Linked DNA regions of Mus musculus: region 2 is linked to region 1. A link is a loop called in an ENCODE intact Hi-C map of the cell type or tissue named here. Cell type or tissue: left cerebral cortex. All regions are shown on one strand. Links, peaks and the distances in the headings refer to the core of each region. The heading gives the core; the rest is flanking DNA.

What was found. Peaks named below come from ENCODE experiments on the same cell type or tissue, not always from the same donor. Only the 100,000 strongest peaks of a DNase experiment are listed, where the experiment ranks them.
Region 2: a loop joins it to region 1, with 2.1 times the contacts of the local background. A loop is called at or near these places in 3 of 42 quality-filtered maps.

What each region holds. Positions count from the first base shown.
Region 1 is chr9:107,227,369-107,235,050 of GRCm38, forward strand. Dock3 (dedicator of cyto-kinesis 3) reads right to left here and starts at 4,541. Exons shown (of 53, transcript NM_153413.2): 1 at 4,104-4,541. The coding sequence starts at 4,140. In left cerebral cortex, for the core only: CTCF peaks have their summits at 2,953 and 3,935 (motif pointing left); DNase peaks (open chromatin) are centred at 3,946 and 4,535; H3K4me3 peaks cover 2,808 bases; H3K27ac peaks cover 1,738 bases.
Region 2 is chr9:107,000,742-107,008,423 of GRCm38, forward strand. Dock3 (dedicator of cyto-kinesis 3) reads right to left here. Exons shown (of 53, transcript NM_153413.2): 13 at 6,050-6,138; 14 at 4,590-4,715. Among named protein-coding and RNA genes, the nearest start is that of Gm22454, 92 kb to the right of the region's middle. In left cerebral cortex, for the core only: a CTCF peak has its summit at 3,547; a DNase peak (open chromatin) is centred at 2,634; H3K27ac peaks cover 326 bases.

The DNA.
Region 1 (7,682 bases), core at 1,517-6,516:
GCAGGCATGCACATAATACACAGAAATATGAAGTTGGAATACCCATACACATATTTTCTTAATTTTAAATTGACCTGGTGAAAGGTATAATCCAAGCAATTTATATTGAGGGAAAAACAAAGATGTATAGGAATGTACATGAAGTCATCAATTCTAGTTAGCAATAACAATATTCTAACTGGGCACTGGTGGTGCACACCTTCAATCCCAGCACTTGGAAGACAGAGCCAGGCAGATCTCTCTCTGTAGGCTTAAGACCAGCCTGGTCTATAGAGCAAGTTCCAGGACTGCCAAGGCTATACAGAGAAACCCTGTCTTGGGGGTGGGGGGAGAATACCCTTGTTATTATTACAGCTGTGCAGTAATAATATGGGCTCCACTTGAGTAGAGAAGGTCAAATACACAACTGGTAAAGATGCAGTACTACATCTATGTTTATCATGCTGTAATTTTACCACAAATGTTGTTTCTCACTCACTAGCAAAAACACATAAATGAGTACTGAGAGAAGAGGAGGATAGTATGTGGAAGTAGGTTGAGATTTTATAGCACTGTAGACAAACAGGAAAACGGGAAGTTTCTGAAAGACTCATTTCCCAACAAAGTCATTATCCTCACTAAAATATCCTAATGTGTAATATAACAAGTACCTGGGCCACTGCTAAAATAAGTGGTGACGTATTTATGTATGTTTTAAAAATTAAAAAATGTCTTCAGAGACTATGTGCAAAAACTTTACAAAATATTGCTTCTCAACACATAATTTGTCTGGAGGGAGGTATACAAGAGACTTGAGAGCACAATCATAAATAGGCTTGTTCACTACGGTAAAATCGTAACACTGGAAATAAATCCCTAATATAGCAGACCAACTGCTGTTTACACAGTAGGAATAATTTTAAACATTCTTACTATCAACAATAAAGATACAAATTTCAGAAGATTCAGAAGCTATTGAAAGTTAATGTTCAACACCACTGTAGACACGGAGTGTGAATATGAGGCATTTCCAACCTCAATGGCTTCTTTTCAGACCATTGTGCTTTAGGATGTGTCTAAAGATGCTACATCTGGACCTGAAACTTCTGGCTCAGAAGTTAAGAGATGTGCTATTTTCCAAAGGACCTGGAGTTCAGATTCCCACACCCATCCATGTCTAGCAGCTCACAAATGCCTGAGTTCCAGCTCTAGAGGTTCTGACACCTTCTTCTGCCCTCTGTGAACACTGGAACAAACTTGGCAGACACAAAAAACAGACATATAAATAAAATAAAGTAAAAATTTTAATGTTAACATTCTCTGCAAATATTAAACCAATGATTATAAATTATAGATTATATCCTTGTGTTTAAGAACAAATTAAAGTTCTGGATTTGCCTCAAAAAGAGGTATTGGTTCTCTCCCAGAGGTTTCAAAAACTGGGCTTCCCTCTTGTGATTGAAGGGCCATAAAATAACCAATGAAGCCACTATCTTCAGGCTATTCTAGGAACCAGTGAATTGACTCAAATATTGTAGACAGTGGATCTTTCCCACCTCAGACTCCTCTATACTACAGATCTTTTTTCCCTTTCCTTCCTTCTTTCATCCTTTCTTTCTTTCTTCCCTCCTTCTGATGCCTCCTCAAAATCCTGATCCTTGGATCTCCTGAATTCAAGGTGATATGAACCACACCAGGCTCTACCCACAGACCTTTAGAAACTAAATCTCTGTTAAATTCAGTGAGATGGCTCAGTGGGCTAAGTCACCTGCCAGCAAGTCTGATGACCTGAGTTCAATCCCCAAAACACACACAGTAAAGGGGAAAAACCCCAAACTCCTCAAGGTGTTTTATGACCTCCACCTGCATGTCATAGTATGGGTACACCCATTCTCCACACCAACAAATACATGAATGTTTACTTTTAGAAAGCTGAACTCAAAACATTTTCTTATAGAAACAGTGGTAATAGTTAAACTTTCAAGCTAGTCCTTAGCTTGAAATCAAACAAATGGAAAACTAATTTAAAAATTAATTGTATTGCCTTTTTATCATTATTAAGTACAATATTGAACATATCTTACAGATTGAATTAGATTTTTAGAAAACACCTAGGAGTGCGGCCCCTAAGTTTATGGAGGGGAGGAAGTCCGGAGTTTTAAGCAATTTAAACAAAAACTTTTAGACCATAATAGGAAATGACAGTTGGAAAAAACTGTTAGAGAAATATCCAGTAGTTGCTTTTTTATAGAAGAAGAAGAAGAAGAAGAAGAAGAAGAAGAAGAAGAAGAAGAAGAAGAAGAAGAAGAAGAAGAAGAAGAGGAGAAAGAAAGAAAGAAAGAAAGAAAGAAAGAAAGAAAGAAAGAAAGAAAGAAAGAAAGAAAGAAAGAAAGCATCAAAATTATACCAGACCACAGCTACAAAGAAACTATCGTCAGAGTAACAACAGGCCATTTAAGATCTAAGGTGTATGCAATCCTATGCTCCTCTGCAGGGAATGACAATTTTTTCTAAAGCTAATCTCATTCCATCTGATTGCTTTGAATTACCAGACTCAGAACTAACACACCATTATATAGTGTCATCACTGTCTAAGTATTAATGGGGAGATTAACATTTACAAACTACTTAGTGTGTACTTGTTTGGTTTTCACAACCCTGTAAGATATGTTAACACGAGCCCTCATTTACACATTAAGAAAATTATTTACATAATTTTCCCAAAGCACCAGTAAAAAAGAAGCCAGCACTCTGAATCCCACTATCAGCATTACTTGAGAGTTCCTCCCCAGAAGGGAAAAATTTATCAAGTACCACTGGACAGCTGACCACTTTCACACTGATTGTTTGTTATTCTAATTAAGTAGTTCTGATAGCAGAAGAACCATCAACTCCTCATTTCACAGTAGCAACTTAGTATTCAAGGAATGCTTTAAATAGAAAAGGTAAAAGAGTCCCTAGGGGTGAATCCTGGCCTGTGCACCATTTCCTAATTCCTTTTCAAAAGACTCTAGAACTTGGGGTCTTTTACCAGGTCCTCTGTAGCATAGCTAATTATAAACTTTAGAATGTTAGTTTTCAGAAGAAGATAGAGGGCCCCTCTACTATAAACAGTATTTTTACATACCTTGCCTGATGGTATTACAAAACGATTGCACTTTACAAAACCACTGCGGTTTACAAAGTTTCTTTATAATGAATTATTAAGGAAATGCTGTTAGAACTGTTGCATTGATTGAAATAATAATTTGCCTTTAAGCAATATACTTCCTATACATTTTCTAAAATTTTCCATTACAAGCTAAGAACAAAAAACCCTGCACACTCCACATTTTAAATATTTGTAACCAAATCCAATAGGTTATTTACAATGATGTAAAGTGGCTGGCCACGAAATACTAACATTGTAAAGATAAAACACTCAGTCCCTTAAAAACTGAATTTTTTTTTAAAGAAATGGAATATTAAAAGAAATCGTTAACCTTCGGGAGTTTCACCTAACAGTTTAAGAAGAAACTAAGGAGTATCGTTCTCATTTGAAAACAGATTTGTTTTTTTAAAAAATGTCAGCAAAATGCACTAAACTTTAACAATGATGTATGTCCAAAACAATTCCCACAGTAGTAGAGGAACTATTTCTAACCCTTAAAGCAAAATAAAGATCTGCATCATTTTAGACTGAGCGAATGAGGTCAACGTTTTGCATCCTTTTTTGTAAGCTTCCAATCGGAAAATAAACAACCATCGGGCTCATCAACCTTGGTGCAGAAATTCACTAAAATCAAGGTTTTGACTGCTGAAGATGCATCTTCCTGGGTAAACTGTCCAGCGCCTCACATCACAAACCTCCCGCAACTGCCCCGGCCTTGCGGCCCCTCCCGCTCGCCCGCCCGCCCGCCCGCCCGCCGCACCTGCTGAGGCCGCACCGCCAGCGCCCCCTGCCGCCCTCCCGCACCCAGAGCCCCGGGCCCATCCCCGCGCTGGTACCGCACCCGCCCCGCGCCGAGGCCGCACAGTGTGCGGGCAGGGGCGGAGGAGCCGGGGCAGCAGCAATCGAGGCGGGGCCCGGGACTTGGGCACGTGCCCCCGAGCCCCCGCCGCTGCCAGGCCCCAGCCTCACCTACCTACGCCGTATTTCTCCTCCTCCGTGGGGGTCCACATGGCCGGGCCGGGCGCAGCCCCGCGGGCGCGGCGGCTGGGTGACAGCTCGCAGGGGACGGCCGCAGGGGCGGCCGCGGGCCCGGCTGTGGCGCACCGCGAGGCAAGGCGGGGGCGGTCAGGCGGCGCGGGGCAGTAGGCGGCGCATCCCTCACAGGCCGTCCGGGATGCCACCGCCACCGCCGGATGCCACGTCCTGACCGACCGCGAGACTCCACGGGCGGCCGAGGAGCCCCTGGCGACGCGGGCGAGGGCTCACCACCTGTCCGTCTCCACCGTCCCCGCGCCGCCGTTCGGTCCCTCACAGCTCCGTCGCTGGCTTCCCGGCGCCGCCGCGGCTCGGATCGCCTCAGCGGGCTCGCGGGACGCCCGCGCATGCGCCGCTCCCTGGCGCGCGGGGGCTCGCAATACCCGGGCTCGCGCCGCCCGCCCGAGCCCGCGCGCGAATCCACGAGACGCCGCTGCGGGCCAGCGGAGGGAAATCTGCGAGAAGGGATTGGATAGCCCGGCCCGGGAGGCCAACTCCCTCCGCCCCCCCCCCAACAGAGCCTTTGGCTGCAGCTACCGCAGAACGGGGTCGTGGTCCTGCGTGAGGAAGGCCACGGTGTCTCATGCCAGGCGTACTGAGATGGCCGCTCCACCTCTTGTCAGAGAGAGGAGAACCAGTAAAAATGGGGACATCGTTATTAAACTCATGTCGTTGTCACATTGCTATCACAGCCACATCCTCTGAAAGGTCCTCTTCTGCCATCCCGGGGCTCAGGGAGTAACGGGAGGGAGAAGCTGGCAGAATGGGATCATCGCTTCAAAGGAACTGAGTGATGTGCAGGGGGTTCTTGGGCTCCTAGGATGCCGCATATAGGCCAAGGCTTCTAACACCTCCTGAGTTCTTTTGTTGACTTGGCTGCTGTGGTGTGTGTGTGTGGCCTGAACAAGCTTAGCGGCCTTCATGTTCAAGAAGTCTTTCCTTTCCCAATTATATCTAGTTGTGTACCCCAGACCTATGCCACCGCCTCTGCGGGACATAGGTCTTCACCTCCAGCCATCCTGAGGTCTGACTCCCTCCTAGAACTTTATTCCTCCATCTCCTAAGAATTCATTCGCTCTGATAGCTACCAACATTACCTTATGACCCGCTACTGTCAACTACTGAGCAAAGACTGGGAACTTCTGGACTCTATATTTAGACCCAGCATATATCCAAACATCTCTTGTCACCAGCACTGTATACCTCGCTATCGCTCTTGGATGTCTTATTCTTCAAAGCCCATCTCAGCATCTCTAGTCCAGGATCCAGGAAGCCTAAACTAGTACAGCAGTCAACATGGTGACATTTTTATTGTGCTTTATTCTAAAGTGTGTGTGTGTGTGTGGAGAGAGAGAGAGAGAGAGAGAGAGAGAGAGAGAGAGAGAGAGAGGTCTCCTGGGAGAGCAGTAGCCAACACCATTTTCTCCAGCCTCTTCTTTTGGCTGAGATTTCAGGTATCCATTTGTATCCAAGAACTCTAATCTTTCTCCCATAGGACTGTCAGCGTATAGACCCACACAGTCAAGCTTTAGGCTAAAGTCATCCTTCTGGCCTCTCAGACTCCACCCAACTCAACAGTGAGTTCATGGCCATTAATTGAAAAGCAGGGCTAAAATAAGACTATTCTGATGCAAGTGACACTCACTTGTAATTATACCACTGTGAAAGGTGAGGCAAAAGAATCCAGCCTGGGGAGGCCAGCCTGGGCTACATATAGGCATCTTTTTTTATTATTTAAAAATAAATATCTTAATAATTGCCAGACTTTGTGAATTCCTTCTCCAAAGTATCCTGACCGTCCTCATCCTCACCTGGACTATAGCCACCACCTCATGGTCTATGGACTCTTTCATCTACCTATGAAGGCTGCCAGTCCTCCCCAGAAAGTGTCTGTTCTGTGAACAATTTAATTTCTCAATAATCAGATACACTATGAGAGTAGAAGGGGGATCAGGAACCAAAAGCAAGACAACAGAGATGCCCTGGTTTATTTAGCTAGTTCTTCCAGGGACATGGACCTCAGTCCGATGGTAGTCATGAAGGGCGTTCCACAGAATGGAGCCATGTTCCCATGAAGCTCTCTCCAGAGAGCTCTGACCAGCCAGCACAGCCAAGCAACACAGGTCTTCTGAACACCCATGAAACTCATTTCATCCACTACTTCCATCCCTTGGCTGGTATACATGATGGCGGTTACAGAGCCTAAGGTCTGGTTTTCCCAACGTTTGTGCCCATTTCCCAACAGAGACAATCCACTGTACTGCCGCCCATCTCAGCTCTGAGGTCAGAGAACACTAATTCCAACAAGTGACAAGAGAAGAAAGGGGGCCAAGGAGGATGAAGGAGACATTTGGTTATGGTCTGGACTCGTTTGATTTAGCTGTTTGCACTAAATTTAGGTCGTTTTCTTGGAATAACACGAAAGGACACAGCATGTTGTGGAGAGTCAGACCTCAGCAGAACTGTGAACCTGTGATGTCCCCATAGCATGTGATGTCCCCATAGCATGTGATGTCCCCATAGCATGTGATCCAAGCCCTCCCTTCCTCGGGCTCTTAGTCCACTTGACAACCCCCAACACACAACGCTTGCATCTGAAAACTCAGAATCCTCACTGACTTCCTCCTTCTTGTTACCCAGTTTGTTGTATCCCTGCCAGTAGTACCCAGCCGGGCTCTTGCTCTTGCTTTGGAAGCCTCTGTCTCCCATTTCCAGCCTGCCCTGCTCCACAGGTTCCTACCACCCCAGGAAGACCCGCTTGTCAGTAGCCTCACCGACTCCTCTTCCACTTATCTCCATCTGACTTCAAAAAGAGAACTGTGCACCCCAGGTCCTTTGATGTCAATGTAATTTATTTGATTCTCGGCCCCTCAAGATCTAATTTCTAAGCTTATCACCTAACAAGCTCTCCTAGAACCCTCCAGGGCTATCTGAATTCCAAATATTGGCATCCCCCGTGTCTTGATCTGATGGGCTTTTGTGAGCAATATCCACAACCCACAAAACCTTTCTCACTTGGAACTTGTGGGTCATTCTCACCCTCCAAGGATTGTCTCAGGACCACTTTCTCCAAGAAGACTCCCCAGCTGCCCCTCCGTGAAAGAAAGTTTTTCTCTACCATCAGGGCCTCTCTTCCCTCCACCACTTACTCCTCCACCTTACTCTAAAAGATGGAGTGTGTCTGCTTGGCACATTGACAGCAATGCATTTTATTCTTCAGTGGCAAGGATTTCATTTAGTTTACCCCACGCACAGAGGCTAATATTGCACCTGACACCTAATGAAAATTTCACATACACTCTTCAGTGAGCACCCTCCCTAAACATCTACTGAAACCATAATAAAATTAGGCTGAAAAAGAGAACCAGCAATCACAAAGCTCACATTAAACAGAAGAAATTTACCCATTATAAGAAGATCAATTTTAATTGAGAGACATCTTACTGAACAGCTTTATAAAAGATAAACATGGTAGAACAGTTTAAGAAGCAAGAAAGTCTGCAAACAGTTTTGGCCC
Region 2 (7,682 bases), core at 1,324-6,323, 230 kb before region 1:
CTTGTGGCTAATTCTTTCACAAAAGGCTTATTTGTATGTGTTTGCCCTTTTTATGAGCATGTCTTAGCATAACTAAAGAGAAAACATTTTTGCTTTTCTGACTGTGGCTCAGAATAAGAACTACTCATTTTCTTTGTAATTAGAGTAACATATCATGTCTATGTCTCATTTAAAAGTTCTTTCCTCTTTCTATACACTGTAGACTTGTTATTTTTAAATGCCCTCAGATCTTAATAAACACACAAAGAAATATATGGTGTTTTAGATTAGGCTGGCAGCTTCTCTTTTAGTTCTTGTCAGTTACCCAGGAAGATGAGACTGATGAAGGATTAATAATGTCCATGACACCCCACCCCAGGATTGCAACATTCCATGAAACAAATGGTGATGGGAACAAGGCAGGCAAAAAGCAGTCAGGACACACAAAATCAAGAACTTACACCCAACTATCTTCATCTCTGCATCACAAAGAAAGGGGCGAGAATGAGGGGGACAGCACAGAGAACAAGAAACAAGAACAATTAAGACAAACAGGAAAAGAGAAAGAAACATCACTTGTAGGTCAGTGATGAAACATGCACTTTTTATTAAGGATCAAAGAAAATGACAAGAGTGTATTTACAGCAAAAGGCAAAAATCAGAGGGCCCTTAAGAGGGCTGGTGAGTGTGCACAGCTGTTCTCTAATGTGCAAGTCCAGAGCAACCCAGGGACAACTCCTGTTGAACTTAGATCTGACTCAGCAGGAACAAACTACTCACACCCAATGCAGAGTACTTTCTAAGTTATGGTATACTTTCTCTTGAATTTAAATTTCATTTACTGTTATTGTGAGTGTGTATGCATGCATGATGTGTGTATGAGTATGGGTTTATGGGAGCTCTGATGTATGTGTAGAAGTCAGAGGACAACTTTCAGGAGCTAGTTCCATCGTGGGTTCTGGGCACCAAACTCAAGACTTATGCAGCAAGTACTTTTACTCCATGAACCATCTGGTCAGCCCTAAAACATGGTTCTTTCAAAAATCTTTTTTAATTTTTAAATGTGTTTGTGTATGTGTGTGTGTGTGTGTACATGCATGCACATATGTACCTTTATGTCTTTGAAACGCACATGAGAGAGTCAGATGCCCTGAAGCTGTAGTTACAGTACTTATGACCCATATAATATGAGAACTGGGAACTGAAACCCAGCCTTCTTCAAGAGCAGTGAATACCCTTAACTACTGAACCATCTCTCAGTCCTAAGACACAGTTCTTAAAGAGGTTCCCAAACCAGTACCACCATTACCTAAGAGCTGGTAAGAAATCAAACTACTAGGCCCTGACTCAAAAACTCATAAACAATTGAGGTGGCTACAATAATCTATTTTCCTAAGTCCTGCAAGTGATTCTGATTCACACTGACAGCAAAGAACCATTGCTTTGGGGGAAGAATTATTCTAGTTAGAACAATATACTAATGCATAAGTGGACTTTTATATTAAGATAGAAGACCAACTAGTTTGAAACTTCACCCATATCAACTAGAGACTAAAGACCCTTAGAAATTCAAGGCTTTAAACCACTGTAGTTCTCATAGAACCACAAAAGAACTCTGGAGTTCCACTAACCTCAGGACACAGGCTTTCTAGGAAAGATATAAGAGGCACACTGCTGCTGGCTAAAGTATGGTCTAGAGGAAGGGAACAGCAGCTTCTTCAACAGGATACTTGAAGCATGGTACAGTACATTTGCTGCCAGAAATCTCTGAGGCATTATTGTGACTAGATGCTGACCCATGAGTCCTGGGGAATGATATGAATATCTACTTGTTCCCCTGGAACATCTGTCCTAACCCAGTCTTTCCTACTCATCATCTTTTTAGAACACAGGGAAGGACTAAGGGTGTGCTATAGAGTCATTAGCTTTTATACTGGATAAAAATAATCTTGAAGAAAGGAGAAAACAAAAACTATTGTGATTATCCAATAAAAGGTTTTATGTGCTTAGTTTAAAATAAATGAAGAGATGACTTAGTTGGTACCACGATACTTGCACAAGCATGAGGGCCTAAATTCAGATCCCTAGTGCCATGTAAAAAGCCAGCCGCAGCAGCACGTGTCTGTAAGTCTGCTGTGGAGAGCATGGAGACACAAGTTTCCTGAGGCTTGCTTGCCAGCTGGCCTAGACAACTGGTGAGCTCCAGGTTCAGTGACAAGCCTTGTGTCAAAACAAGTGACAGAAAATACTTAGTGTCAACCTTTGGCTTCTATGTAAACATATATGTACACAGACATATGAAAACAAACTCACACACACACACACATGCGCGTGTGCTCTTGCAAGAACAAACTATGAGCTACATGTGGTAGGGCCAACCTGTAATAACACCCACCTGACGTGTATAAACTCTCATGGAAAGCAATGAAAAGATGTCAGAAAGACCATTTCAGAGATGACATGTGAGATACCTGGGCCAGAGTCTGGCTTAACTCCTCCGTGCAGCTCTATCTAGCATCATGTTTTGATAGGGCTCTATCTGGGCCAGCCCAACAGAAATAGACCTCTCCATATGAGTATCTGGTAGTTTCTGCCAAATGCTGGGTACTTTAAAAATAAGGATCACAGCTTACGAGTGATTCTAATTTTTCATTTACTATAATTTCTCAGACTTTAGTGTTGATAAGCTCACAGTTACTGACATAGTTTCTTTTCTGTTCTTGTGCCATGTGTCCATGTGTCAAGAAGATGAAGTTGCAACTTCTTGTAAGCTGGCCAGTACTGGGAAGCTGAGGGACTTTTGCAATCCAGGAATAATATTCTCTTAGAAGAAGAGTGCCCCAGTTTCAGAAGGAGGGGTGGCTAGGACTTATTACATTCCAAGGCTTTTCTTCCTACAGTCATTGTTCCCAAGATGGACCGACCACAATACATAAACACATGAGTGCACATACTCATGGGCACACAGACATGCACACATATGTACGCAAGTGTATACACATACATACACATGCAACTGCTTAAAAGAGAAGGACTCTACTTGCTACCTGAGCTATCTCCCAGGCTTTATGTACAATTTTGACTGGAGTTTATTTCTTTCCAGATTCTGGTTAGTTTTAATTCCAAAAGCTATTAGGAAATTAATGTCCAAATAGTCTACAAAAAAACTTAGAAGAAAGAAAGGACTTAAAGGACTCACATAATTCCACAGTTAGTACCTTGACATCTAATTCTGAAAGGTTGTTAGATCAATCTTGGTAAGCCTCTATTCTCCTTTCAAAACCATGGCTGCAAAGCTAGAGAGTGTCGTTTGAGCTTTTCTTTCCCTGATTATGGGGAATAGACAGGTCTGAAGACTGGGATCAGAAAAGTATAGGAGTATTCCAAAGGAATACTCACCTGTACAACAGACAGATGGAGGCCCTTCATAAGCATGGAGTCTCCTAGCACTTAGCAATAAACATAATTGATCTAGCTGGCCTAAATTTGCCATCCAAAGAGCCCCCTGTGTTCCTGAGCAGGAAATAAAGGCCGTGCACAGTAGCTTGCTCTGCACTCAGTGTCCATGGGGAGGCAATGAAGGCAACATAAAATAAATCTGGGCAAGATGGAGTAGCTGGAAGGCAGCAGAACCCACTTTGTGGGCCTTCTTTATGCTTAAGTCACATTCATCTTTGGGTGAATATTGGTGAATGTTTCTAACAAGAGGATTAGTGAAGAAGCAAGAAGAACTAACAGATGACATCTGGAGTAGTGACAATTCAGTCCGTCCTGACCTGGCTCGTCTCAGCAAAACAAGATTTGTACAAGGAATTAAAACTCAACTGAGGGTTGGTCTGCCTCTTCCAGATTGTATCCAGACAACCAGGAATTTGCCTGGTCAGAGATCCCTATGTCTTCACATCTTGATTATCGAACTCCCTGCCATCAATCACGACCCAGCCCTTTCCCGTCTAAGAGCTGCTTCAGCTCTAGCAGCCCATTTGGTTCTACCTCAGTCCACTCAGTAGACAACATGAGCCTAGTATTTATTACCTAGTAGAGCATACCCAAGAGGCAACGCATCCCCACTTTCTCCCCTGGACATCCATAGACACTGAGAAAAGGACCAGGCAGTAATATGTAGAGCACCTAAATCTGTGTATACTGTTTGTGTGATCTATTTTCTGCTACATTAAAATGTAAGTGTAATTCCTACATGAATGACAGTCTCTGATAGTGTAAGCACATATTTTGATAAATTACACCCCTTAAGCAGGAAATTCTTGTACAGTAATCCTCAGCTAGGGAATGTGATGGAAGACGTGGTTACAAAAACACATGTCTATGAAAAAATTTCATGTTGATACTATTATCACCAAAAATCCCCAAAGCCTATCTCTGAACTCTCTGTCACATTACACTGAGGAGCATGGTATGGGCTTCTGGTAAAGAATAAATGCTTATAAAACCCAGAGGTCTACTGCGGGAAACTACACTCATCTACCTGACTTGGGAGGCAGAGACTTAAATAGCTCACCTGAATGGCCTACCACCTGCTTAAGAAAGGAGCACTAAACTCCATCCTGTAAATGCACCTCCCTCCCCAATCCCCAAACAGTTCTTCCTACCTGGCATAATAACATCAGGAAATCCCAATTTTCTTGTAATTGCTAATCCTCTATTAAATATCATGGGATTTTCTCTCCGGATCTGTTCCATGTCACCACGAAAAAGCTGAAGGGAAATAATAAGACCTACAGGAACAAAACATTTTCTTATTCAGAACCACACATCTGCCCACTGCATGGTACTAAGAAAGACTGCAAGTTTGCTCTCCTTTCCATCACTCCTGCCACAGTGCTAGAGTTAGAACCTAAGATTACATGTTAAGCACATTATCATTAACCTACACCACTGCCCTGATAGTTTTCTTAGAAAAATAATCAAAGTAGAAAATATTACTTATTTTGAAGAAGCACAAATAGAAAGCTAAAAAAAATTAAGGCAATTTCAACATCACACAAAATTAGTCCACAGACAGACTAAAGTCACAGCACCCTTGCCTGGGTCTGCCAGCTCCCACACAATTCAGAACGCTGTGGATGAACTCTACAAGCTGTGCATTCATGAACTTAGACAAACTTCAAGGCCCTAGGTTTAACATCCAATGTTGTCAAATGATAATAATAAAACCATGAAAGAGGCTCTCAGGACTCACATACTATAGATTTAGAGAAATTAATTGGTCCTCAGTGAAGGTCTCAACTTTTGTAGTCTCTGCTATAGATCTCCTTTGAAAGCCTCCCACCTGGGAAGTATCTATCAAGAAAACCTGCCAGGCTTTGTGGAGGTTTTATACTGTCATATAAAACTGATTTTTAATTTCCAACAAGTGCTATAAAGATTAAAAGAGAAATTAGGTAAAAGAGGTTATAAAATAATTTGAAGGTCGAAACTCAGGAAAACACCATTCTACATAAATTAAAGTATATAATTACAACAGTATATAAAAGCTCTTGTGCTTTTAAGTACTAGTTTTAATTTAATATTCAACTTAGAAGACAATCCACAGTGTAAAATTTCACTGAGATTCATATATAAATTATTTAAACATAGGTTAAAAAGAAGGTAAAAGAAATGAAGTTGATTAAGATGAAAGCTGCTTTCAAAGACTTGCTTTCCAGTTCCAGACTCTTCACTAACTCATTACTGTCAGGCTTTCTTCATGATACTGACATTCAACAGGAACAGAAAGAAAATTGATACTGATATTTGTCTTTTTGTTAAAGAAAACAGACTTTGCAATGCAATAAACCTTAAAACACCCCCCCCCCCTGGACTGGAGTTCAAGTTGGCAAAGTGTATAGAATTTATTATTAAAAAGATCAAACTATTTTAATCAGCAGATGCTAAAAAGGTCATAAGTGACTACATAAAGAAATACTACTAGGAAATTCCTAGGAAGGAAACAATGTGGATAGGAAAAAAACTTTACACAGCACTGTCAATCAACACCAACCACTACAGTGGCTACAAATTAGCACATACAAATGTAACACAAAATATTCTAGCCAAAGAAATACATCACCATGGCTGGCACTGGGGGCAGAGTACTTGGTACTTGACTTTCGGATGATGTTCTCATGAATCTGGGTCCATTCACTCTCGTTGTTACATCTATAACAGAAGGACACATTTTATGGCTCATAAAAATTAGGATACAGAGCTAAACAGAGGAATCTCGAATGGCTGAGAAGCATTTAAAGAAATCTTCAATGTCTTTAGTCTTCAAGGAACTGCAAATCAAAACGATCCTGAGATTCCATCTTACACCCATCAGAATGGCTAAGATAAAAAAACTCAAAGCTACAGCATATGTTGGCAAGGATGTGGAGCAAAGGGAACAGTCCTTTAGTGCTGGTGAGAGTGCAAACGTGTACAACTACTCTGGAAATCATTCTGGCTGTTTCTCAGAAAACTGCAAATAGTTCTACCTGAAGACCCAGCTATACTGCTCCTGGCCATACACCTAAAAAATGTTCCACCATACTACAAGGACACATGGCCCACTATGTCTACAGCAGCTTTATTCATAATAGCTAGAAGCTGCAAACAACTCAGATGTCCTTCAGTTGAAGAATGGATACAGAAATTGTGGTTCATTTACACAGTGGAATATTATTTAGCTATTAAAAACAAGGACAACATAAGTGTTGCAGGCAAATGGATAAAACTAGAATATATTTTGAGTGGGGTAACTCAGACCCCAAAGGATATGCATGGTATGTCCTCATTGATAAGTGGGTATTAGTCATAAAATACAGTTACCATGCTCCACTCCACAGACCCAAAGGAGCTAAACAAGAAGGAAGGGCCAGGCGAGGATGTTTGAATCTCACTTAGGAGAATAAAATAGTCATAGGAAGCAGATGGAGGAAGGGATCTAGGTGGGAGAGGACAGGGGAATGGAATGGGAAGGTTACAGTATCAAAGTGGGGAAAGACAGGAGAGAGACCCAGAGAGTCAAGAGAATGAATGGAACTCTGCAGCTGGGGTGGGAGGCATTTTTAGGACATGCCAGAGACCTGGGATGGAGGAAGATCCCAGGAAATCAATGCAGGTGACCTTAGCTGAGACTCAAAGCAGTGGGAATATGGAATCTGAAGAGGCCATCTGCTATAGCCACTTAGTGAAGGAATAAGGACACCAACCCACCACAAAACTTTTAATCCAAAATTTGTCCTGCCTACAAAAAATGCAGGGACAAAGACAAAGCACAGATTGAGGGAAAGGGCAACCAATAATCTGACCAACTTGAGACTCATCCCATGGGCAAACACCAATCTCTGACACTATTAATGATACTGTTACATGTGCAAACAGGAGCCTAGGATAAATGTCCTTTGAGAAGTTCCACCCAGCAACTAACTAAACAGATGCAGAAAACCATAGCCAAACATTGTATAGAGCTCAGGGACTCTTATGGAAGGAAAAGGATTGATGGCCCTGAAGGGGATAGGAATTCCACAGGAAGACCAACAGAGTCAACTAACCTGGATCACTGGGGGTTCTCGAAGACTGAACCACCAAACAGCATACAAGCTGGACCTAGGCCCCCCACATGTATGTAGCAGATGCGTAGCTCGGTCTTCATGTGTGTCCCACAATAACTGGAGCAGGGGCTGTCCCTAAAGCTGTTGCTTGTCTGTGGAATCAATTCT